Regions from separate parts of the Homo sapiens genome. Here all the other regions are linked to region 1. A link is an interaction called in ENCODE POLR2A ChIA-PET data of the cell type or tissue named here. Cell type or tissue: OCI-LY7. All regions are shown on one strand. Links, peaks and the distances in the headings refer to the core of each region. The heading gives the core; the rest is flanking DNA.

Evidence for each region. Peaks named below come from ENCODE experiments on the same cell type or tissue, not always from the same donor. Only the 100,000 strongest peaks of a DNase experiment are listed, where the experiment ranks them.
Region 2: POLR2A ChIA-PET joins it to region 1 with 13 read pairs; 14 of 35 experiments call an interaction of 5 or more read pairs at or near these places.
Region 3: POLR2A ChIA-PET joins it to region 1 with 10 read pairs; 9 of 35 experiments call an interaction of 5 or more read pairs at or near these places.

The regions. Positions count from the first base shown.
Region 1 is chr10:61,891,774-61,900,504 of GRCh38, reverse strand. No RefSeq gene overlaps it. Among named protein-coding and RNA genes, the nearest start is that of ARID5B, 5.6 kb to the left of the region's middle. RefSeq lists a silencer at 115-284 and an enhancer at 3,498-3,667. In OCI-LY7, for the core only: CTCF peaks have their summits at 2,606 and 3,400 (motif pointing left); DNase peaks (open chromatin) are centred at 94, 1,944, 2,664, 3,354 and 2 weaker places; H3K4me3 peaks cover 3,979 bases; H3K27ac peaks cover 3,737 bases.
Region 2 is chr10:61,747,527-61,755,526 of GRCh38, reverse strand. All of the region lies in intron 5 of CABCOCO1 (ciliary associated calcium binding coiled-coil 1), which reads right to left. Among named protein-coding and RNA genes, the nearest start is that of CABCOCO1, 89 kb to the right of the region's middle. In OCI-LY7, for the core only: CTCF peaks have their summits at 4,219 and 4,419 (motif pointing left); a DNase peak (open chromatin) is centred at 4,376.
Region 3 is chr10:62,085,370-62,094,519 of GRCh38, reverse strand. It overlaps ARID5B (AT-rich interaction domain 5B), which reads right to left. Exons shown (of 10, transcript NM_032199.3): 9 at 8,620-8,818; 10 at 1-3,658. The coding sequence ends at 1,490. Among named protein-coding and RNA genes, the nearest start is that of LINC02621, 170 kb to the left of the region's middle. In OCI-LY7, for the core only: no CTCF peak of the experiment used is centred there; no DNase peak of the experiment used is centred there.

The sequences.
Region 1 (8,731 bases), core at 1-8,000:
CTGGAGCCCTGGAGCATTGCGAGGTTTGCATGCACGGCTATTATGCAAACACAGAGAAACTTAAGAGCGACAGAACAAGGAACAGGCAGAGACTGCAAAGCCCTCGCAAGCTCCGACCCAGCTGCCGGTCCTCCGCCAGGCTAGATTGCATTTTCGCAGTGTTGATTTAAAATGGTGTACTCGCTTCCCCCACGTTCCCCCACCCCCTTCCCCGCTCTCCTCCCACTCCTTCCAGCACACCCCCCCTCCAGCTTTTATTATATTGGCACCAATCTTTCCAAAGTGGGTCTGGCATGCTAAAAAAGTAAACATGTACTATATGGGGAATAAGGTCTGTATAGTATGACAGTTGAAACTTGATCTGTGATAAAATTACAGGATGTTGAAATTACTAGTAAGCTATTTTTAACGCTTTCGCAACGTTTCACCTCTAGTCACAGCATCTAGTTGAAACAGGATTACTTTAATGAAAATTATATTCACATGGCTGAAGTTAATACACCCGGCAGAGCACAAATGCCTCATATTCAGTGACTTGAGGTGGAAAGACCCTCTGTGTGTATTTTTATGCCTTTTCATAACGTCTGCGTCCGCTGCAGTAAGAATTAGGGCACTTAACATTATCTAAACCACATTTTTGATTCAGAATATGGGGAAGTAATAAAAGGCAAAATCTATCTCGTTTCTATACACACAGAGATAAACGAAAGAAAATGGCAGATCCTCTAATTACAATAAATAATAAAAGCCCATGCCAAAGAGCCGGTATTCTGAAAGCTGTCGAAAACTATTTTAATAATTTAAAGTAATATCACAACTCTGCACCATGGAGGACTACAATTCGCAGTCTCCCATCTTTAACATTAGCCAAATTATGACTTGCACATCACTCTTTAATTATCTCTTGAAATTTCATCTGATCTTTCTATTTTATAAACATGGGTTACAAAGAGAAATTATAGCTCTCCTGCGCTTTCTCTCTCTCTTTTTAACTTTATAATGCATACTGCAGACGTTTGATTAGAATCGCCCATTTTGTTCATTTTTAACATATGAATGGACTTGACTGAGGGGCATTTTACATGTCTTTTTTAAAAATAGATATGCCTAAAGCTTCTGTTAGTCTCTGTCGTGTTAGCGTAAATATATACATCCAGTTCAAGAAATCCTATATTAAAAAAACTTGAGTTGCAGTATTTTGACAAGATCGTATTTGAGATCGACTCTGAGTCAGTTTCCTGTATGACCAATGCAGCAGCATTTATGCAGGAAACCTCAACAGAATGCCTGAGGGTATCCCTCAATTGTATATTAAATCTCTTTCTTAAAAAATTATACAGCTCTTTACAGCATCTAAGCTACTTCTACTGTCTTTGGTGCTGTAAGTCTTTAAGTGTGTAACGAACTTCATCTAATTAGAAACCCTGTTTCTTCAGCTCTTCAAGGTAGGCACTGAACTAGGATGCATGCTGCCTTATCTCTCCGATAAGGTTTCTGAGATGTTAACAATTGCAGGGATCTGGGTCTGAATATTTTTGAATATCCGCAGCCTTGTAATCAGATGAATGCTAAATTTCAAAACCGAATCACAGGGGTATCTTTCCCCCTCTTTTTACAGCACTGCCCCCACCCCCCGTGAACATAATAAATCTAATAAATCAAACCAATACTGTGAATGCCTTTTAAAATTACAGATCACAATAGTGTTTACCCCTCCCCCCCAAAAATCCCTCAATTTTACCTCTTCTTTAATGTGATGTTTGATAGGCACCTGTAAATTATCTGTGTAGCAAATATCCATACAAAGAAAGTTTCAATTAAGATAAGGAGATTGTATTGAAACAGTTCTTTGAAGTAATGTAGTTAATAGCCTGTTTGATTTCTGCTTGTGAGAGAGTAATAACGTGGATTCAAGGCTCCATCAATCACAGAGCAGATGTAAGACTTGAGACACCGACACCCAGGGGAATAGAGGCAAACTCCTGCAGTGCAGGGTCCCTGGGCTAATGTAAAGTAAATACTCATAAACAGATTGAATGTTGTAAGAAGACAATCCATTCAGGACAGTTATAATCATGAAAGCAACTGCTTTATTTATCTATAAAAAAGCTTGTAGCTGGAACTTGCTGTGTATAAAAGGTGGGAGGGAGAGTAGTATATGTTTATATGACCCACTACTTCTGGGCTCTTTCTTGTACTGAAACACAGAATCCGGTACCCACACACCTATATTCTTGCTGCTTTACTAGCCAAAAATCCAACTCTCTAAGTTAATCTCGTGTATTTACACGGTAAAAAATTAAAAATCATTCTTGCCCCTCAAGGGGATGGGAGAGCAGTAGACATTATTCAGTGTCTGTGAATCGCTTCATAAAGGATCAGGAGGATTAAGTTAGTTGCAAAAACCAGCAGTGACATAATTAGGCAGCTTGGACTATAATAAACAGGATCATAAAAAAAGAAAAAAAAGGAAAAGTACAGTTTGAAGAAAGAAGGCGACCATTTCGAAAATGCAAACCTCTCTGCGTACCCCTGGGCCTCCCCTCCCCCAAATTGCAAAAGACAACTGAAGCATTTTTGACCTTGGCTACAATAATACTTCATGTTTTAGCACTTTAGTCAGCATTTTATCTACTAATTGCTACACACTACCGCATGTGGCTCGAATCTGCCACTGCAGCTTTCTCTCATTGGTGAGCGAATTGCTTGATAAAGACTGGGAATTCAACCTGGCTGTTTCCTTTCTTGCTCCCCCTCAGCCATCCACCCCCCCACCCCTTTTCTTTCCTCTTCCAGCTAGAAGCCACTAATTTTCCCAGAAAATACCACATGGATGAGAATAGGGACAGTGAATTGTTCCCTGATCTCTCTCCACTGGTTAAAGCTCGGGTCACTTTTGCGATCCGGAGGCAAAACGGAGGCGGTGAAGGGGGGTAATGGGGACGAGGAATTAGGGGGACGAAGCGAGGGGCGAGTGGATTCTGGCCTGTTGGCGGACCTGATGCTAGGTGATTCTGAACGTGGGTCCCTTGCCCAGTCCATCGCTGGTTGGAAGTCTGTGGGGCTCCACGCTGCCCACCTGGGGACCTCGAGTTAGGCACGCTCTCCTGCTCTTGCTTGGTCAGTAAGTGGGGTTCGAAGGGGTAGCCCTGGAGTCTGCAGACTGATTCGTAAAGAACCAGCACTGTCTGAGGGTCAGCCACCGCCTGGTCCCATCCCCCTCTATGCCTGGCGCCATCGTGAGCGGCGGGGGCGGGTGGCGTTATTAATAAGGAGGCCTTGAGCAGAGCAGGCTCGCCAAGCCTTAGTGCAACAAGTCTATTGGTTTGAAGGAGGATCAACCGGGTTATACGGGTCATTGCTTTCCAGGAGACCTCTAGTGGTCAAAGGTTGAGCTACATCTCAAATTTGGGTCTATTCGTCGCCTGTCTCAAGAGCTGTGGTGGGGGTGGGACTCCAGCCCAGGTCCAGGTGGTAAAGGCTGGAAGCTTCAGAAGGATGGGTATGGGGACAGATTTCTCATGAACTTGGAGCCGGAGCCAAGAGAGACACAGGGAACTCGGAGCAAGTGATCCCCTGGGAAGGGTCATGTGATGCCCTTTGTGGGCACTGGAAGCCCCAAGTTCCCCTGCCCTCGATACAGATGGAGACTTCCTATCTCATCTTGATTTTCCTCCCGAGTCTGAGATTAATCAAATATTATGCAGGAAGTTGGATTAAATTTGCTCAAGCCTTTCCAGTTACAATAGCAATGCTGAGTCTGTTTATTTTTTCTAATTTGTTTGTAAATTAAAGCCAAGTCCCATTCCCTCACCCCAATCACAAATACACCCTAACACCCCTTAATTTTAACAATTTCATTGCCTTCAAGTGCCCTTGACATTTATGGGTTACTTAGTATAGAAATAACTAAGCTTTTTTTTTTTTTAATTGCCTGCACTGCGGGGTACATATATGACGTTTGGCTAAATTGTAATCTTGCCCCTCTATTCAGAATGCCACGGCATTCCATCTCAAATGGCAGGGTGCTGGAGGAAAGGGTAGTGGTGACTCAGGCTTTCAGACTCATTTGTGATCCACATATTAATAAATAATTTGATCAAATTTCCCCCCAGCATGGTATTAAAGAAATTCCTGGGAACACCTATCATAGGTCATACTCAAAACAGAGGTCCCAACCATCTGAGGTTATGAAAACATCTTGCCATACCTGATTTTTTTTTAAAGGAGACAAGAAAAAATGTACAGACATGGAGTCTTGGCTCCAATGGGGCACTCATATATTGCCTACTAAAATTTCTCTGTGCAGTTTCAAACGGACATTAATGATGCCTTGTATTTGGTGATTTACAACTTATAATTACTTGACAAGCATTAAGTAACTCATTACCTAGAAGCAGAGTGGGTACGGTAGGTAAATCACTAGACTGAAAGTCAAGGGGATCATTCTTCTCTGATTTGCTGTGTCTCCATGTCCATGACTATAATTATCTGCAGGACTCAAACCCTAATTCTGGCTTTGTCGGAATTTCTCAGTTATTGTGGCAGAATTATCCAGGCTGGTCATCTGTATAGAGGCAGCTGCCCTTGCTGGGGAGTCATTCAGACCCATGGAAGTGCCGGCAAGTCCCTTGACCGCCTCCACCTACATTTTGCCATGTCACAGACTGATAATTTTATGACTTGTTATTGCAGGTTGAAATATGTAAACGTGGTAATTCACTAAGGGTATAAGGAGATCTGTGTACTTCAGAAGAAAAATAATACCAAGAAAAACAGTGAGGTTGGTTCTGTTTTCATTTCCAATAAGCTTTGGCCAAAATAAAATTGGGTGGGCTTTCAACAAAGATAGTAGGGGACCAGATGAATTTCCCTCAGGGCTTAAACAACGCCCTTCTAGAGATGTGCTGGCACTAGTTCCCGCAGACTCCCTAGAGCTGATGATTACATTTTCAGAAATTTTGCAAGTCAGATGTCAAACACATCCACTATTGAACATTAAATTATATAAGCTCTCAAATAAATTATATTAGAAAACAATGGTAATATACCCTCAACACTCTAATTGTTTTACTATATTTAACTGTTATCTATACTCTGGAGGTTATTTATGTCTTTTGTATTTTTGTGGCCGCAATACAGTATCCTCAGAGGACTGGTTCCAGGACTCCTGGCAGATACCAAAATCTGTGGATGCTCAAGTCCCTTATATAAGATGGCATAGTATTTGAATATCACCTACTCACATCCCCCTTATACTTTAAATCATCATATTGTAATAACTAATATGATGTAAATGCTATGTAAACAGTTGTTATATTGTTTTATTTTTCACTTATTTTTATTTTTCACTTATTTCACTTATTTATATTTTTCACTTATTTTTATATTTATTTATTTATTTGTATTTTTTTGAGACAGTCTCATTGTGTTGCTCAGGCTGGAGGGTAGTGGTGAAATCTCTGGTCATTGCAACCTCCGCCTCCTGGGTTGCAGCGGTTCTCCCACCTCAGCATCCCGAGTAGTTGGGACTACAGGCGTGCGCCACCACACCTGGCTAATTTTTGTATTTTTTTGGTAGAGGCAGGGTTCCAACATGTCAGTCAGGCTGGTCTCAAACTCCCGACCTCAAGTGATCCACCTGCCTCGGCCTCCCAAATTGCTGGGGTTATAGGCGTGAGGCACCATGCCTGGCCTTTCTGAATATTTTAAATCTGCAGTTGGTTGAATCCTCAGATGCAGAACTTGTGGATATGGAGGGCCAACTCTACTATATAAGGGTGTGCTACTCCCCATCTCTTCCCAATTCACATCCATTGACATCCCATTGGTAGCTTGAAATAGGCCATGGTGGGGTATTTATACCGTGGAATTCAGCAAACATTACAAATCAGAGCTTGATTCATTGTTTTGTTGATTGGACTTGAGAAAGTGATGAAGACAATGTTAATACTGCAGATTGTGATGATTAATTTTATGTGTGAACTTGAGTGGGCCATGGGGTGCCCACATATTTGGTCAAACATTTTTCTAGGTATATCTGGGGGAGTGTTTTTGGATGAGATTAACGTTTGAATCACTAGACTGAGTAATGCAGACAAATGATATGCAAAGTAAACCCCCTCGTGGGTGGGCATCATCCAATCAGTTGAAGGCCTGACTAGAACAAAAAGGCTGAGTAAGAGGGAACTCCTCTCGACTGTCTGCTTGACCTGGGATATTGGTCTTTTCCGGCCTTCAGATTTGAACTGAAACATCTGTTTTCCTGGTTTTCAGACCTTTGGACTCAGATTGGAAGTACACATCAGCTCTCCTGGGTCTCCAGCTTGGTGATTACAGATCTTGGGACTTCTTAGCCTCCATAATCAATCATGTGAGCCAATTCTTCATAATAAATTAATCTGTCCCTGTCTTTCTCTCTCTTTCTCTACACATACTCCACACAACACACACACACACACACACACACACACACACCTTATTCTGTTTTTCTGGAGAACTCTGACTTAGGTTTAACTTAAAAGTGTGTCAAGCCTGTAGCCAATCATATTGTGAAAGCACAATTGAGGAAATATTTTGAAAACTATTATTTGATACCAGCAAAGAAGGTGTTCATGTCATTGATGAAAGAGGGAAGTTCTGGGATACATCTCTGTTTTTTCTCTTTTATTGTACTCCTTAATATAAGTGAAAATATCAATCAACATTAAAGTTAGAGCTACACTTATTTATTAATTGCAACCATAGATTAGGTATGGATAGCAGAGTTCAGCAAACAGGAACAGAAGCATTCTATGAGAATAAATTAGCTATCTGGAATTCACAATGAAGAGTGTGTATAATTATTATTTGCACATTTCTGCTATACTTCCTGTATATCTGCAAAATATATAATAAAATTGCACACATATATGTGCATAACTTGACCTACATATATACATATATAGATCTATATATCTAGATCTAGATCTTTGTATATATTTAAATAAAACATACATACCTTTTTGGGGGTGAGGAACTAATTGTTAAAGATTTGAAAGCACACCACATTGTATAGGTATCTTTGAACATGATATACAATTCAGACTTCTAGAGCAGGGGCCAGCAAACTACAGCCTACCACCTGCTTTTCTATAGCACCCAGGCCAAGAACATGTTTTACATTTTTAAATGGCTCAGAAAAATCAGTAGAAGAATAATATTTTGTGACATATAAAAATTATATGCAATTCAAATTTCAGTGTCCGTAAATAAATGTTATTGGAACACAGCCATGCTTTTTCATTTATGTATTGTCTATGGCTGCTTTCGCGCTAAAACAGCAGAATTGAGTAGTTGTGACAGAGACCGTATGGCCCTCAAAGCCTAAAATATTTAACTGTCTTGCCCTTTGTAGTAGAAATTTGCTGACTCCTGTTCTAGAATATGGAGATACATCCCTTGGTTGGGAGTAGTCAACTCAACCAAATGACCTTTTGAAGTCTTTTCTTGCCTTTGGTCCTAGAAATACTTCCTTGGTAAACAGATAGAAAAAAAAAAGGAATACTCAGAGTTTTTGTGAGGCAGTCAAATCATTGACAAGGTCACGGGGAGAGCCCATGCCATCATAAAAGTAAGAGTGGAGCATGAGAATTCTCACTCCTTGGTTTGTATTCTGACCACTGCATGACAGTGCCTTTCTTCCTTACTGCTTGTCCTAAAGCACTGTATGATTTTGTTGGGCGCTGTTAAATATTTATTGAGTTTTCTTGTCCAGAGTGGTTCGGTTACTGTGTGTCTGTGTGTGTGATGGGACCCTTCAGGATTAAAGGTGCTATATAAATAGAGGATTATTTTATGACTTGTTATTGCAGGTTGAAATATGTAAATGTGGTAATTCACTAATGCTATATCAGTGCATGTATCTGGGAAGCTAGAATGCATTATCCTGCTATTTGAATCTAACATCATTTACATCCTTTTTTAAAAAAGGTGCCCAATCAATTTTTTTTTAAATGAGGAAACGCAGTAGAGGAAAAAAAACCTCCTTTAATGCAATACTTCAGCTGAAAGTTTAATGACACAAAAGGCAGGCAATTCAAAGTTACAGTTCCCACAGCAACTGTAACTCTGCTATATAGCACATTTAGGCATAGATTTCACAGCATGTACTGCAATACAAAATACTCCACACTGGGCATGCAAGGGGGCAGAGTTATGGTTGCTATGGGTACCATGACTTTGAATTTCCAGATTTTTTGAGAGTTTAAATTTTCAACCAGAACATCACATTAATAGTTCATTTTTTTTGCATTGAAAATAATAAAGGTTGTATCACTGTTTCCACTGTCAAACCCATCTCCAGCTCAGTCCACTGCTTAGTATAAATACCTACCCAAACGTATTCACCCTACTTGCTAAAATTAAACACATGACCTCAGCCCAGGGAGTATTTTAGTTTGCAAATTTGTATGCGATGACTTTCACTGGATTAACTAAATCTGCTCCCTCGTCCTTTCTCAAAATCACGCATACATTCAGATTAACCCTCTCAGCATTCTGGTATATTTTATCTGTTATTCATAGGCTGAGAGGATATGATAATCACATTCATTGTGTATGAATGTGTGATGTATATATTTATAATTTATACTCTGTCTACTTCCAAAAAGAACTGGAGGTAGCTAACTACACTTATTCATTTATTCCTTGAACATGTCATGCAATTTTATGCCTTTACACCAGTGGTCAC
Region 2 (8,000 bases), core at 1-8,000, 140 kb after region 1:
CATTTGTTTGGAATTGTCAGATGATGACTTCATATGTAAATCAGAACTTAGTATAAAATGTCAAAGTTTCAAGAAGTAAACTTGATTGCAAACTTTCCTGACTATTAACTAAGGGAAAAAAGGCACAGAAATTCCTGTAATGTTTTAACTATTTTCCCCCCCTTGAAGAAAGGCATTACTCATTTGCAAGTCTAATTAAGAAGTACTTGTGTGGCTCTGGAAATTTTTAACAAAAACTTGCAACCCATTGCCCACAATATATGGCACATAAAGTAGCAACATATGAATGCCACCTGCAAAATGCAATAAACTCTAGTAATGTCATACTGAGGCCATAAATTTTAAATGAAAAGAGGAAATTCAAAAGCCAACATTATCAGAGAAACTAATTAATCCATTTTTAAAGTATTTTTCTTTTGTGATAGGGCCATTACAAACTTCTTAATATACTCTGTAAATGTAGAATATCAATTCTGCTAACAAGAGTCCTCCTCCTCCTTTGCATTTTTGACTTGGAAATAAATTTGCAAATGCAGCACATTAATTTTCTTTCCTATGCTTAATATGCAGTATTTACATTTTGAAAAGGTTCAAAATGTTGCCAGGCTTCTGCAGAGTATGAATAGACATCTAATAGCAAGTTCTATTTTTATCCACAGCATACTGGTAGTTTGAACATTTATAACTTAATAGAGCTTCGAGACCATTAGATCCACACATGCTAATCACCTAAACAGTGAACGGTAACACAGTACAACAAGTTAGGACAGGAAATGAAGATTACCCATTCCAGCTGAAGCTGCAAGGAGAAATTTAAGTTGGCAGGCCACAGTAAACCAATTTGCAATCTGGCTAGGACACTCCAGTTAACACCTTGTGCCCATTTTTATTTATCTCTTGATTTGATCTTGTTTCGCTTGGGCTTCAAATAATCATTTTTTAAAAAGTTAGATGATTAAAGTAACTGATTCCAGAGTATTTTAGATATCTTTTGACTTTTTAAGTGTACTCCTGCTTAAGGCCAATACTACAATTTGGAAAGAAATCTGAGTATTCCTATTTTAATGACCTCAGACAATAAAATCCTCTCTAATGAATCAGAAAAGGAGCACCTTCTTGTAGTGTAAATGCAATTTAAAAGGAAAAGATGTTTTGATCTGGCCGTGGTGCAAACATTTCCTGAGGGATAGAGCAGTCCTTCAGATACCCAGATATTTTCTAAAGATGCAATAATCTGGAAGATAGATCACTGAATTATAGGCTTTAGACTTGGCTCTATTCCTAACTGTGGGATGCTAAGAAAATCCCTAGGCCTCAGTTTATTTATCTGTAAAAGGAGGATAATGATAATTGCTACCTGGCTACTTCATCGAATTGTTTCAAGCACAAACTAGATAATGTGGATGAAAATGCTGGGAGTTCTTCAAAGGGAAAGTATTATTAAACCTCAAGGTGTATTACTATTATTACTTATAATTACTGTTATTATTGAAAGGATCATCTTTCTAATGCCATCATTGAAAGACAGACTAGAATAGCCATATTGAGGATGCTGGTCCATGCTATTTTTATATGTAATTGTTAACACTGCTCAAGCAGCCCAATTAACTGGGAAGAATTTGTTAATGAGGACATGCTATCACTCTGTTTCCATATAGTGACAGTCTTTAAAGTATCAAACATATATTCAATACCACGTTATTTGAAGAGTTCCTTGGTCCCAAACAACTTCTCTTTTGAGACCTAGATAGAATGACATAATGAGGTAGATATGTAGCATGATCAGGATTAGGGCAAGCCACCTATTTAGAAAAGGAGAGTGTTTACACCTAACTTTCCAATTAGAAAATCTGCCTCTCCCCTTCCCCCACCCAATTTATCACTCTCTTTATCTTTTGTTTTCCAGTTTCAAATATGGCCTGTGGTTGCCCTGATTACATTCATTTTTAAAAGATTCCCTTAACAAATTTTGTCAAAAGTAAAGAGTCAGGGCTTACAGGGCAAACTTTCAACACGTCTCTCTTGTGAAAATGAAATACCGGAGCTCTTCAACTACTAAATTCAGCATTGTACTTTTGATTCTTAGATTGACCTTACCTTGCAACTTCCTCAGGGTGAGAGATGGAAAAGTATGGTTCCATTATAAATAGTTAAAAAAATTGAATGCTTTTCAAAATATTTTTTACAAGCCACTCAGAGTATATTTGTTTAGCTTACTAGGTTCAAGGCATACCCTTGAACTCAGTATAAAATATTTCAAACAATTCTAATCATAGATTTTTGGTTAGTTTCTTCTAGAGCGTTCTATTTAAAATTGAGGTGTTTAATATTTAAAAATTTTATTTTATGGACATTGCATTTTCATTACATATTATGACAGCTTATATGAAGATGAAGCTATTTCATGACTCTCATATTAGAGAATACTCTTTTTGAATAAGTACCGATAATTTGCAGAAATCATATGAGATAATAAATTATAATGGTTAGAACAGAAAGAAACTACAATGGAAGAACTCTAGGTCCTTGGTTCGAGTCTTTCTTTTTTCATGCACTTCCTGTTGACAGTTGAAACTACCTGAATAGGAGGAGGCTGAAACTATTTAGATAAAGCTATCATGTAATTTACTTAACTTCAAAGCATACTGATTGAACTGCACTTCAGTCCCGAAGTCCACAACTGAAAGTGGGGGCTAAGCTTCTTAAAACCATATTCGTTTAGAAATAAAAAGCTTTGGTGCTAAATTAGAATACTTGTAAAGTGCTATGAAATCTTTAGAGAAGTCAACCTAATATTATTATTTCTGACCTCTTAGAGCCAAGATGTCTATTTTAAGTAATCTGACATTAAAAATGTGCTGACAAATATAGATTTAAAAAACAACACAGGAAGTTGTAAATCAGTTGGTAACCCTTAGCATCAAGGAAATAAGAGACCACGAAAATGCAGTCATTTACTTTAGTCAACCTCAGCCTTAATTTTTAACTAAAGAAATTTGCAGAAAGCATGATGTTTACGTTTAGATATTTTATTCATAGTTTGTGTGTTTCCCTTTTCTCCAGTAGGCTCATAAATTATTACCAGGAAACATGTTGTTACAGTTATAAATATTTCCCTCTCTGCTTAGCTCTCCCTAGCCCCTACCCTTTTTTTTTTTTCCTTTTTTATAAAAAAGTCTCACTTAGTGATTCTTTAACCGTATTAGGCACTTTTCTCTGGTCAGCAGGCAGGATTTTCTTGCTTTGGAGGAAACTACTGCCAATTAGTCATATGTGCTTGGCATTCTAGAAACAGGACACTTTCAGTGAGCACCCAAGCCCTTCCTCCTAGGCAAGGCAGCCTTTTATTCCATATATGGCAGATGTCATTATTTCAATGACCTAAAGAAGCATGTCTTCCCTTATACAGAATGGGTCTAGGTACTCTAAGTTTCCCTGGCTTTTCTTGAAATCTGAAATCTTAGAAATTAACTACAAAACTGATTTTGTGGACAACGGTGTACATAGCAATACATGTTCTCAAAAGAGACCTTTCACCTACAGTCTGCGAATCATACTAGTTTAGTTAAAAATAAACAAACTGAAATAGCAGCAGCTCTGAAAAATCTAGGTGGTATCTTGATTCCAGATTTGAATGTTCTAAAAATGTAGATTTTTTTCCCCTTAAATGTGTAGTCAGAGTTCTGGATTGGCTCTGCTGCTCAGTTGAGAGTAGGTCTGAGATGTGGTTTCTTTGTTTGTAAAATTAGGGAGTTGGACTAGGTCGTCTCTAGTCCAGCTACAGATGTTGTATCTTATGTTACTAAATTTCAAGTGGCTTTTTCTCTATTTATACAAAACTCAAAGTTGCTTGCCTGTGTAGATCCCCAGATTCAGTATTTTTCAGTCACGATGTAGAAGAATATTTGGAGTACACATTTAGTGCTTACTGGAATCATTGACAGGCTGAAGCTTGTCCATTTATTTTTCCTTAATTACCTTCCCCAAACCTGCTCCTCCTCCAATTCCTTTATCGTTTGGTGGCATCACCAGCTTCTCAGTTACTGGACTCAAAGCCTTGCAGCTGTCTTCAGTTATTCCCTCTCCCTTGTCCCTAACATTAAGTCAGCCATAAAACTCATTGGGGGCACCTGCTGATGCCTGTCCCACCTGTGCCCTTCTATTTTTTGAAGGATTCAACTCCATGTTCTTGCCTTCACAGATCTCGAGCTCCAGCTGTACTAGACCACTCACTCTTTCCCTGCTTGCCCAGTGCTTGCAGCAGAGTGGGTGCTCCATAATTGTTATATGAAAAAAAAAAAAAAAAAAAAAAAGAGCAAGGCAAAGCAAAGCAGAGCGAAGCAAAGCAAGGGGTGGAGGAAGCTGTGGTCTCAGCCCTGTATTGCCTGTGCTGCTCCCTCTGCTGGGGGAGCTTTTCCCTGCATCCTGCCAGGCCATCTCATCCACCTGGACTTTCCACCCAGCTCAATCAACTCTGTGAAGTTTCTCGTCATCGCCCTTGTGCTCGCAGAGTATCTTGCTTATTCAACTTCATAGTATTTGTCACATTGGCCTTGAGTGACAGCCAGGTAGAGTGATTTCTCGCCATTGTGTGGAAACAACTCGAGGACGTGGGGCACGTCATATTCATCTTAAGGACCCCTAGCTCAGGCCTTTATACACGGGGGGCATTCATTGGATGTTGAGTATTTCATCAGAGTATCTATCCATTCATCTAAAAATCTTCAGGGCTGCCTAGTTTGTTAGACCAGCTACAAGTCAGTTTAAATATTTTTCTTGAAAAACGGTAACACTTGGAGAAGCAAACCTAGTCATTGTATTGTTGCATCAGTGCAACTATCTGTATTTCATATCAATGGAGCCCTAGAGTATTTGTTTGATTAGCAGAATGCCAAACAACCAGACAGATTCTCACTGATTTGACTTCATTGATAGTTACTATTAGTTTTTGGAGACACAGTCTTGCTCTGTTGCCCAGGCTGGAGTCCAGTGGCACGATCTCGGCTCACTGCAAACTCCGCCTCCCAGGTTCAAGCAATTCTCCTGCCTCAGCCTCCCAAGTAGCTGGGATTACAGGTACCCGCCACCACGCTAGGCTAATTTTTGTATTTTTAGTAGAGACAGTGCTTCACCATGTTGGCCAGGCTGGTCTTGAACTCCTGACCTCAGGTGATCCACCTGCCTCGGCCTCCAAAGTGCTGGGATGACAGGCATGAGCCACTGCACCCCTGGCCCAGTAGTTATTTTTAACTGACTTATCATTAAACTGTTTTTTAGACACAGTGTAGTTTAAAGCCATAAAGAGTTCCTCAGAGATACCATACCCCTCACCTAGCTCCTAATGAAAGTAACATCATGAAGCAAATTTCTAGGAGGGCTGATAAGTTGCCTGACTCTAGGGGCCATGATTCACATTGCTTTCCGTGAGCCTCCTCTGGTCCCCCACTCACAATACAATGTGAAAGGTACCCACTGGAGTTGTTCAATGGGGAGGCCCTAAGGTCAGTGCTGGCCACCATTTGGGAATATAAACTGTGATGATGAAAAAAAAAAAAAGCAGCTCTCATTTATTGAGAACTTACTCTGTGTTTGGCATTGGGCTAGTTAGAAAGCACGTTATAAATAGTAGGTCCTTCAAATCATACTGCATTGGGAGGAAAGGTTTTATTGACTTCATGTTTTGAGAAAGAGCCAAAAGCTTAAAGAGGTTAAATAACTCAGCCAATGCCCCACAACTAGAAAATGGAGAATTCTATCAGAAATAGAACCCGGATCTATCTGACTCTGAAACCCACGCACCTAACTTTAGGGGGAAGGGGAACCCTAGTAGTTCATTATGGATTCCAAAAAATGTTTATCTCTAGTTTATATGTGAGGAAATACAGGTTCAGAAAAGTAAAATGACATGTGTATACTAGAGTTGTGAAAGCAGGCATTCTCTGATAAATTCAGAAAGAGAATTTGTTCACTGGCTCTACATAGTGTTGGCACTAACTACAGTGCATTGTTCCAAAATAAGTCAATGAAAGTCAAGAATGAAAGGTTGAATAGTTTTTAAAGATGGCAAGATATAAAAAGCATTGCGTGCATAAAGAAATCTGAGAACACGCTTATTTCATTTGTGTAAACAGGAAAGCGTAGGGGCATCAGTTTGCTTTTGGCCACTGTTTTCATTGGAATCACAGTTTTCTCTAGGAACAGGCATGCAGAAAAACAACCAATAACCTAGACAGTTAAAAAATACATAGAGGAATGAGGATGGTCGTGTGACCAAAGCTCCTGTGATTATTCTTCCACTGTGCACTGTAATGTGCTTTAAATCCATTTCCATATTTTTAATTAACACTTACTTGCAAAAAACTTTCTGGAGGCCATTTAAATCACAAATGGGGAAAAAATAAATTTACTTTTATCAGAAAATTGACTATAGACTATTTTGGTGGCTTTTATTATTTTTACATATTAATGATTAAAATTAAATATAGCCCGATTGTTCACCACAGAAGGCAGTGAAATAATTTTCATGGCTGATATAATTTTAAAGTCAAACCTGGGTGAATAAGATATTAGTTCTGTTGTGGATGAGTCTCATTGTCCATCCCGAGGCTCTGATTCCTGATCAGACCCATCCATTTCATAAAAGGAATTATACAGCTGTACCAAGTTACTCTTCTAACAGAGGCCCAGGGGTGCATTGGCTTTTTCTCAACAGTGGTCCCACAGGGCCTAGAGTGCTGCTTCTGCCCTGTGGATTTTAGGCACCTATTTTCGTGGTTTGAATAATTTATTTTTTTGAGTGGGAAACAGAGAATGCGATCTTACTGCACAAATACTATTTTAAAACTCTAACACCAAAAAAGCTGTATCATCTGCTAGGTCAAAACACTGTCATTGTCACTAGTCAAAGGCATAACTGCAGCTCTCTGAGGATTCACATTCATTCACAGTTCTGCAGCAAGGGTCACAGTTTCCTTGTCTAGAAAACGGCCATAACAGTGGTCACCCACTGCGTGTTTTCTTCAGAGGACTAAATCAGTATGTGGAAGGTACTCACACAGTGCCTGGCATGTAGAAAAAGCTTAAAAGTGTGAGGCTTTTTGTTTTTTAAATTTCCATGTGACATATTTATGTCTACAACAATGCTAAACAAAACTCTCTGAGGGTAAGGACTTGGTCTGTTTTGTTCCCAACTTCACTGCCTGGCAGGTAGCTAAGAAATAGTGGGAAAATAATAAATATTTACTAAAGAATTAAATGTAGGAAATAATTGTAGTTTTATATGGTCAGTAAGTCACTATCTATTGCTATTTTCCCCTGTTATATAGTCTCTTAATTAATAGTGCCAAATTTTAGGGTTTTTTTTTTCCCCCGTATCTCCCTGCTCTTCACCTCCCCAATACAACCTATACATCAGGCTGCTCCTCATCTGGGTGTCCAGTCCTGCTCCTTGGCTTTTCCATATTCATCCTATGCTAATGGTCTTCCAAAAAGTGTCCATGCTAGGTGAAGTTATGTAGAATGAATTGATTGTGGTGATAAAACTGGAATATTAGGATGAGTATAGCCTATTATCTGATGAGAGAGTTATTCTGGCCAGGAAAACTTTTGAAGGGTCGTTCTGGTTTTCACACTTGCATGAAGACAGCCTTGATGTGAGGGTTTGCTAAGGAAGCTGGTGAATCTGGCCCAGTATGTTAATTTACTTGATTCAGGGAACTTCCCAGTATTTATAAATTAACTCTGTACATTAGGCAACTAATATTTAGATAAGAAAATCAGAAAACAGCACATTCTGCAACATATCACTTCAGCAGATCGAAGTATCAATCGACTCTGGCAAAGCTAACATTGTTTAAGTAATCAAAACCAAGCAAGGACAATGAGCTACTGTTGGGAAATTCTGCTAGAAACAAGAAACCAGGGCTAAAAGCATTCAAATAATAAAGGAACATTGCAAAACCAAGCCACAGCATTAATTGGCTTAATCTAATTATACAATC
Region 3 (9,150 bases), core at 1-8,000, 190 kb before region 1:
GGTGGTTAAAAACATGACCCAAACCACCTTACATGTTTCTGTGTGTGTACACACAAAACTCACACCCCATAAAACCAAATAGGATGACTTTTCTTTTGAAAAGGCTAATCCAGTATGTCAGTTATCCCCAAAGATGTGGCCTGGGAGATTCTTCTTGGGAATGACAAGAAACCAACTGGATGAAAACAACATGACTACTTATCACTCAAAAGACCGAGGCTAGAGAAGCTATCAGGACTGCAGCTGCTCCTCTTCTGGCCAGTTGAGCTCCATCCTCTTCCCAACCCCCTTTCCCAGACCATTTAAAGGAATCAGTGCCAACGCCAATGTAAATCATTTTGGCTCCTGTTCTAATTTCTGAAATTCCTAAAATATCTGTGCAGCCCACAAATATGTCCTCTAGACTCTGTTGTTATTCGGCAGCTTGCTGCCAGTGAGGTTTTTGTTTTTATGATTCTCTGGTATGTAGGACAGTTTCACAGCCTAGATAAGGTAAGTACAATGCTCAATATTTTCACAGAACCCAATACTTCAAAGCAAAGCATTTGGCTGGGTAAGCAGTGTATAAGCTCTTTCAACTATGCCATTTATGAGGAACAAAATCCTTAAGTTGCGGATCTACAAAGGAACGTTCTTTGCACTATTGTGTGCTTGACTGTTTCTTTTTCATTTGTTCCACTAGAATCAGTTGCTTCAATTTGTAAACAATAACTTTACCACCCAAAGCTGCTCAAAATAAGATGTGGAAAAATTACAAACACACAACAACTAGGACAGTCAGTCAGCCTCAAAAACAAAACAAAAACAAAAAGACCTGCAAACAAAAGCAATACCATTTAATAAAAAAAAAAAAAAAAAAAAAAAAAAAGACGAGAAGGAACTGGGAGAAAATGGAACTACCTGTATATAAATTAGGTGAGCAAACAGTGATACAGGTAGTTTTAAGAAGCAAATATATACAGTCAATTTAACAGTGTTTACTTCTCTGGATTGTTTAATAGTGTCAAAATGAAAGATCTATTGAAGTTTCACTATACATTGCATTGATTGAACCTTGGAGAGTTTTATGAAAAAGAGGGGCATCCCTTGCCATCTGTTTGCCAGTCTTCCTTGCCCCTTCCTTTGAAATGCCTGCCTCTTTTTTGCCCAGATTGTTTCCTGACCATCCGAACTCAGATGGGGTCCTCTAAGTTCTTCCTGGATATTCACAAATCCCTTCACAAGGCCCACGTGCGAAGTGAATGATCTGGAGGTGCCTGGGCATCTGTGTTGGAAGGGAGTCAAGACTCACCAGCCAGTCAGTTTGTGGGCTAGAGTTGTCCCACAAAAATCAGGCATGTTCACCTCCCCTCTGGGCCCCTACAGCTGGGACTGATCATAGCCTCAGATTAGAAGAAATACTGACTTCTAACTCTATAAGCCAGCACTCCTGGGTAAGGAGTGAAGCTCTGTTGGCCATGCCGCTTTGGACTGCTGGGCAGAGCTGAGCCTACAGTTTTGTACTGGGGTGCACGGATGACAGCTGGGAAGATGGAAAGGCAGCTTGAGGATTTATAGCAGCTAAAGGGTAAATGCTGTTATGCAAAAGGTCCCCATATGAACTTCCTACAGGTGTAGCCGCAGCCAAGTGTCTGTACAGCTGCTGAGAATTTGTCGGTGATGTAAAAATTCCTCTTTGCATCACAAGCGAGTGGAAAGCCAGGGGCTGCATGAGTGGAGAAAGCACAGTCTGGTTTTTCAAGTACTGCAGAGAATGAGAATACCCAGCCGGGAGCCTGGAGTTGAGGCCCGAGTTACACAGGCTCCCGGAATACAGACCTGGGAAGATAGGGGAGGAGAGGGGAAGCTTGTGGCCTTCTGATCCGCCCCCGGAATGCCCACCGTGCGCTGCTTTGCTGCCTTCACTCTCCTGCTCAGAGGCCTTCTCCTTCCCAGAGACCTCCTTGGATGGGTCTAAGGGAGACACTGCCCGGGCCTTTTTCCCTGCAATCACAAGGTCCAAATCCTCCAGGCTGCGCTTGATCGGCCGCGCCGCCCCAATGTTCTGCGGGCTCATTTTCCGGTGCAGGATTGGGTGGACCATGCCTTCCATCTTCCTGAAATTCTCCAGTCTCACATGGTGAGGTTTTCCTGATCTTGAAAGCGATTCAGGGTATTTTTTAGGGCCTGACATGGTCATGGGTGATACCCGACAGGCTTTGGGGTGACAGTCTCGACTCTGGCTGCCTAAGACCTGGAACTGGGAGATGCCTTTGCTCTCCTGGGGCCCTGTGGTGGAATGAGCCAGGCCCAGGACCTTGCCGGTAGGTTTGTGCGGGTTCTTGGGAAGGCTCAGATCTGTAGGCTGATCATCCGTAGGGGCTTCTGCTGCCGCCGACTTTTTGTCTTGCAGGTGCAGGGACGTGAGATAATTTACATGGAGCTTTTCTTGGTGTCTGTGGGAAGGAAAAGAACTGTTTTCCGATTCCCTGTACATGTCCCTGGAAGGGTATTTGGATGTCTGTTCATTATGAAGATGGTGCTCGGTGTGTCTGTAGAGGCTATGGAGATGAGGGGACGAGTAGAAGTCAGCCAGGAAGCTAGGCATGTGGGAATGGGGGAGGGCCCTTTTCTCTAAGAGTTTATCCTTGCCCTCCTGAATTTCTTGCTTCAGGACGTAGGAGTCAGCAAGGGGGTTAAGGTGATGCTTGGAGAAGCTGCAGCGGTGGGGATCTGATCGACTCAGTTTCTCATGCTTAAAGATGTCATTGATGGTCTTTCTCTCTTCCGAGGGCTTGCTTCTGAAACTCTGGACGTGCTGAATCACTGATGGCCGGCTGACCGCCATATGGTCAGTGCTTTGGCCATGGTGGGTCTGGGACAAACTGGAACACAAGTCATCCCTAGCAATCAGTTTCTTTTTGCTGATCAAAGGGGGTGGGGAGCCATAAGGGTAGCTGCTGGAGAGGCTGGCCCCACTCACTTGGGACAAAAGCTTTTTCTTGGCCAGTGGGGACATGATGCCTGGGTTGCCCCTAGAGTAGAGCAGGGGCGTGTAATTAAGTCCATGGTTCTCGTTCATGGGCCCAGTCAGGTCTTTGTCTTTGAACATGTCAAACGACTGGACCACAAGGACCTTTGGGGTCTGCTTGAGCGCATTGTGGATGTCGTCACTGCCCAGCTGGTCCACCTTCACGGTGCAGTTGGCAATGTAATCTGCCATGGCGGGCAGTTTGTCATCCTCCGTCTCATTCTGGTTTGCCAGCGGTGGCTGTGTGGTGGGGAAGCTGGGGAAGGATGCTTCTTGGGGTTCACTTTCAGGGCTCTCTGTAAAACAGCACAGTTTGGATTCTTGTTTTGAGTCCACCAGGGCACTAGGAGAGGTGAGTGGCTGTTTGCTGGCCCCAGGGACCAAGGCTGAATCTTTTTCTGGGGCCAGAGGAGCACTTGGGAGTGGAGGTGTGGGCCCCTTCTCTCCCGCCTCCTCTGCCACCTTCTCACTGTTGGAACCTTGGTCTGTTTCGTTGTCCTTCTCTGGGTCTACTCTGGATGCCAGGGGCTTCGCTGAAAATTCCTGATACCCTTCTATTTTTTTCTTCATGTCTGCTGCTGGGAGAGGCTCAGGGATGCTTTTCTGGCTTATTAAAGTCTCTTGTTCTTTTTCTTGCTCTGATGAAACCTGGTAACATATTTCAAAAGACAGTCAGAAGAAAACCAAATACACAGACATGTTTTGCTATGAAATAAAATATTCCACACAGCAGTTTTACTTGAAAACAGGCTTGTCAATCAGCTCGTGAAGTTTCTGTAAAGCTTTATTACTCCCCAATCATGGCTCTAAACAAAGAAATCTAAATTACAGAAACATTAGGGGAAATATGCATATTCGCTTCAGTCCCTTATGAGATACCTATCAAAATAGCAAAGTATTATGTACTGATGGTATACAATCATATCACTCCTTGATTCTAATATATAGTTTAATTCTAAGGTTGTCTTCTTGTCAAATCAGTCAATTATCCAAATGGGTTTTAAATTACATGTTGTGTTTTATGATACTCCTGAGAAAGATTTTTTTAAAGCATTTCTCTTTCAAAAATCCAACCAACCCCATGTTAACGACAAACAACAAACCTATTGCAACTCCCTGCTTTCCTTAACAGGGCAAATCCCTTCCCAATGTATTCAATATGATGCACTGAAGATTAGCAATGCATAAGTGTTAATAATTTCTACTCAGGGCCAGATGATATGCAGATAATGCTAAAATATTGACAAAGTATGAAGATTTCTTGGCAGCCTGTCTACCAGAGGGACAGAGGAGACTAAGTCCTTCTAGGTTGCAGCAAACTACATTTCTATTAAAGCCCAAAATGAAGTTGTCAAAATTCAGACAGTCAGTGCCACCGCAAATATAGCTTTGCTGTTGAATGAAATAAATTATAGTCAATGAGACAGACACACTCCTTATGTGACCCTACTGACAGAAGTTGTGGGTACCAATTCGACTCATTTACTGCATTATGCAGCCATATAAACTTTGACCTTAGGAGGTCATTTTAACTTTCCATCTATGACCCAGCTGACTGACAAGCCCTTTCAAAACTGCTGTCATTCTGCCCTGACATGTCTTAGCAGAGCAGTCACAAAACAGTTGTACTGAGCTGGTATTCTTCCCCTCCTTTTTCCATCTCATCCCTTGAACTTTGTTCTTCTCTGTTAAGAAAAGATGTGCCTGTAATCTCAGCACTTAGGGAGGCCGAGGCAGGCAGATCACCTGAGGTCAGGAGTTCAAGACCAGCCTGGTCAACATGGCAAAACCTCATCTCTAGTAAAAAAACAAAAATTAGCCAGGTGTGGTGGTGGGTGCCTGTAATCCCAGCTACTCAGGAGGCTGAGGCAGGAGAATCGCTTGAACCCCAGAGGTGGAGGATGCGGTGAGCCGAGATCATGCCATTGCACTATAGCTTGGGCAACAAGAGTGTAACTTTCACAAAAAAAAAAAAAAAAAAGAAAAAGAAGGAAGGAGGGAGGGAAGGAAGGAAGGAAGAAAGGAAGGAAGGAAGGCAGGCAGGCAGGAAGGAAGGAAGGGTGGGTCTGCCAATTAGCATCTTTGGGTAAGATTGAGGATGCTGGTTTAGGAATACGTGGGAACAAAAGTTTTAAGAAATCACACCTATTTCACAGGTATTTTTCCTTAAATCCCTTTAAAAAAAAAACCCTGAATTTTAGGGACATGTTATACCTAAGAGACTTTGCTTATCATCATTATTTCTTTTTATTTTTTGTACTAGTAGCTGCCTTTTCCAGTACAAATATCATTACTTCTTCTACATTAATAATCATCACATTGGTCTCTTGAGCTTATACATGACACAAAAATAAAGACAAATGAGTATGGCAAGGGAAAAAGGCAAATTGCATCTAATTGTTAGTTTCTTATGGGGCTATAGTTTGACGCAGGGCAATGAGGGATACTCAGTCTCATTGAAGTTTCTATGATGTAGAACTGCAGTTATATCAGAGTCCCATGCTTCGGGTTGTAAAACAGGTTTAGGAAGTCTTTGAAAGCTAGGCAGAAAAAAGTAAAGGACTTTTTTTCTAGTAAGACATTTTATGATCTGCTTAGTATGTTAAATGTTAGCTTCCCACCATGCAACTTGCAATCCCATTACTTGAATATAGTGGATTCAACTAGAGGGAATTTCTCACCCTTTGTATCTCCATTGAGTTCACCGCTTCATATTGAAAACACCAAAAACTAAAAGCGATGAAAACAATAAAATCCAAACCAAAAACCCCAAATAGAGTTAATGAGAAAAAATACACCTGGCTAATAACATGGTTCTATGTTGGAGGTGAGAAGTGATTCGTATTATAAGGTCAACCTTGGAGAGGGTGGAAGATTCCATGAGGTTTAGATAACCTCATCATGACAACTTTCAAAACCTGAGACACTTACAGCTCCCTGAAGGGAACAGTTGCAGCCTACAGGAAACACAAAGCCTAACAGCTTTCAGGGTTTCTATGGACTCCAGGGAGTAAGGCTCCACTCTTGGGCATGGTCATCATCCAAGCTGACAGGCTCAGTGCATAGGCTAAAGATTCCTCCTACCATTCACAAACCAACCATTTCAAACTTAATCCCCAAATTGGAGATATTCAACGGTCAGCTGTCCCCTTGGTCCTCAGTTTGTCCCCTGGTGTTTTGTGTACATATGGCAGCTAATAGAACACACTCATCTGAAACCCTATAATAAATCACCAGGCCAAAAGTATCAAGGAAAAATGGAATGTAAGCATGCACTTGGAATTTCCTTGCTTTTGGCCATTTATGTTGCAAGCTTGCAGATGTTGAGAAATCTGCATCATCTGGCCAGGGACGGTGGCTCACACCTGTAATCTCAGCACGTTGGGAGGCCAAGGCAGGAGGATCATTTGAGGTCAGGAGTTCAAGACCAGCCTGACCAACATGGTGAAACCCTGTCTCTACTAAAGATACAAAAATATTAACCGGGTGTGGTGGTGCATGCCTGTAGTCCTAGCTACTCGGGAGGCTGAGGCAGGAGAATTGCTTGAACCTGGGAGGCGGAGGTTGCAATGAACCGAGATTGCACCACTGCACTCTAGCCTGGGAGACAGAGAGAGACTCTGTCTCAAAAAAAAAAAAAATCTGCATCATCTTCTTCCTCCTCCCCCTTTTTAGTTACTAGAGCTTAAAATAATTATGAAACCTAATAAAAACAAAAAACCCACAAATTTCTAATCTTGGTATCAATACTATTTTCTTATGTAAGAGTCAGCTGGGTAAGTTGATGTCTAGATGGGAGGTTGGTGCGTGTTGTACATGTGCAATTTAAACCAGTGTTTAATTATGGAGCCTCTTATGTGTTCATTATAAACCTGATTTTTTAGGGGGTATTTAATATCAGCATCAAAATTCCCTCTGGGGTTGAATCCTAGAACATGCTGTCTCCAAATGTGGCTGCTCAGTTTTTTTTTTTTTTTAATGGGCAGCAGCGTTTTTTATTATTCATGTTGAAATGGAGCCCAGATCAGCCTACATGACTGGCTACATGCTGGGGGTAATGGCTTCTACCAAAAGGCTGTTGGGGGCTTAAAAAGTGCAGAAACTACCTGTTAATATGAAAAATAATAATGGTTTCATAGGAACCATTTCAAAATTCCCCTATAAATAATATGCACTTAAGATCTTTTTTCCTTTTTTTTTTTTTTTTTTTTGAGATAGAGTCTCTCTCTGTCACCCAGGCTGGAGTGCAGTGGCCTGATCTCGGCTCACTGCAAGCTCCGCCTCCTGGGTTCACGCCATTCTCCTGCCTCAGCCTCCTGAGTAGCTGGGACTACAGGTGCCCACCACCACGCCTGGCTAATTTTTTGTATTTTTAGTAGAGACGGGGTTTTACCGTATTAGCCAGGATGCTCTCGATCTCCTGACCTCGTGATCCACCGCCTCGGCCTCCCAAAATGCTGGGATTACAGGCGTGAGCCACCGCGCCCGGCCACACTTAAGATTTTCTTAAATTGGTCTCAACCCATGGCTGTTGCACAGAAATCAATTATGGGAGACAAACACTTCTCTAAAGTTTTCAGGAGAGTCTTGCAGGATACAGCACCACAGTTCCAAGGTCCCCTTTCCTGGACCTCCAAAGCATTTTTTTTGAGACACGGCTTCACTCTGTCACCCAGGCAGGAGTGCAGTGGTATAATCACAGCTCACTGCAGACTTTACCTCCCAGGGCTCTGGTTATCCTCCCACCTCAGCCTCTTGAGTAGCTGGGACCACAGCGGGGCACCACCATGCCTGATATTTTTTTTTTTTTTTTTTTTTTGAGATGGAGTCTTGCTCTGTCACCCAGGCTGTCGTGATCTCAGCTCACTGCAAGCTCTGCCTCCCAGGTTCATGCCATTCTCCTGCCTTGGCCTCCCAAGTAGCCGGGACTACAGGCGCCCACCACCACACCTGGCTAATTTTTTGTATTTTTAGTAGAGACGGGGTTTCACCGTGTTAGCCAGGATGGTCTCCATCTCCTGACCTTGTGATCCGCCCGCCTCAGCCTCCCAAAGTGCTGGGATTACAGGTGTGAGCTTTGTTTGTAGAGACTGGGTCTCACCATGTTGCCCACGCTCTTCTTGAATTCCTGGGCTCAAGCAATCCACCTGCCTTGGCCTCCCAGAGTGCTAGGATTACAGGCGCGAGCCACCATGTCCAGCCCCAAAATATGTTTTAAAGTCGCACCAGCACCTCAGATAGACGGGCTGTGGAGCGGCCAAGAAGCCATGTTTTCACAGTAAAATTCTTTGATGTTAGTGTGGCTCTGGACCCTTTTCTCTTGAAGCCTGAGCATTTGCTATCAGTTTTCTACAGGATGTTTGTATCTTTCTAGATTCTATTCCTGGGCTATCTCATTCAATACTAGGCATTGGATTTCATCTCATGAGCAAGCTGAAAGGCTTTCAGGAACTGGGGAACTATGTGGGGAACTGTGAAGCTTAGATTTCTTGGTTTCTTCATCAAGCCATCCAACTGTGCAGGGACACAGCTGTGGATTCAGGGCTCCAGAAGGACCTCGAGGCAGCACATGTCTTCCAGAGGTATTTCTATGGAGCAAAGCAACTCACCTCTGCTGCATCCTGGGGCTTTGGGGCATTTTCTTTTTCTTTCTTGCTTTTAGGTATTTCATGTTTGATGCGTTTGGTTCCAGATACTTTTGTTTTGTTCTCATTTTCCTGTGAACTGTTCTCCTGTTTCCGAGGTTTGATTGGAGGCAGGGGCTTATCTTCTTCTCCTTTAATAAATCTTTCATATGGTAGGATTAATCTAAAAGGTTAACAGAAGAGATGATCGGTCAGTTGAGTAATTCCAGTAGCATCAATGCTATGGGGGTTTACTTTCTTTTCTCAATATAAGCAAATTATTAAATGACTTCATCTCCAGTGACAGTGCTATACTTCTATAAACTTACTCTACACTTTAGTGTTCTGCTTCCTTGGTCAAAATCAGTACCTGGTAACTTAATACTTCTCAGCAAGACCTCTTTTTGGTTTTGTGGGTCTATAGACCAAGATACCAATGGAAGCATCCAACATTAACAATATCACCATCACTCCCCATGGCACCTGGCTAAGTGCTAACAAAACTGCAACAATAAT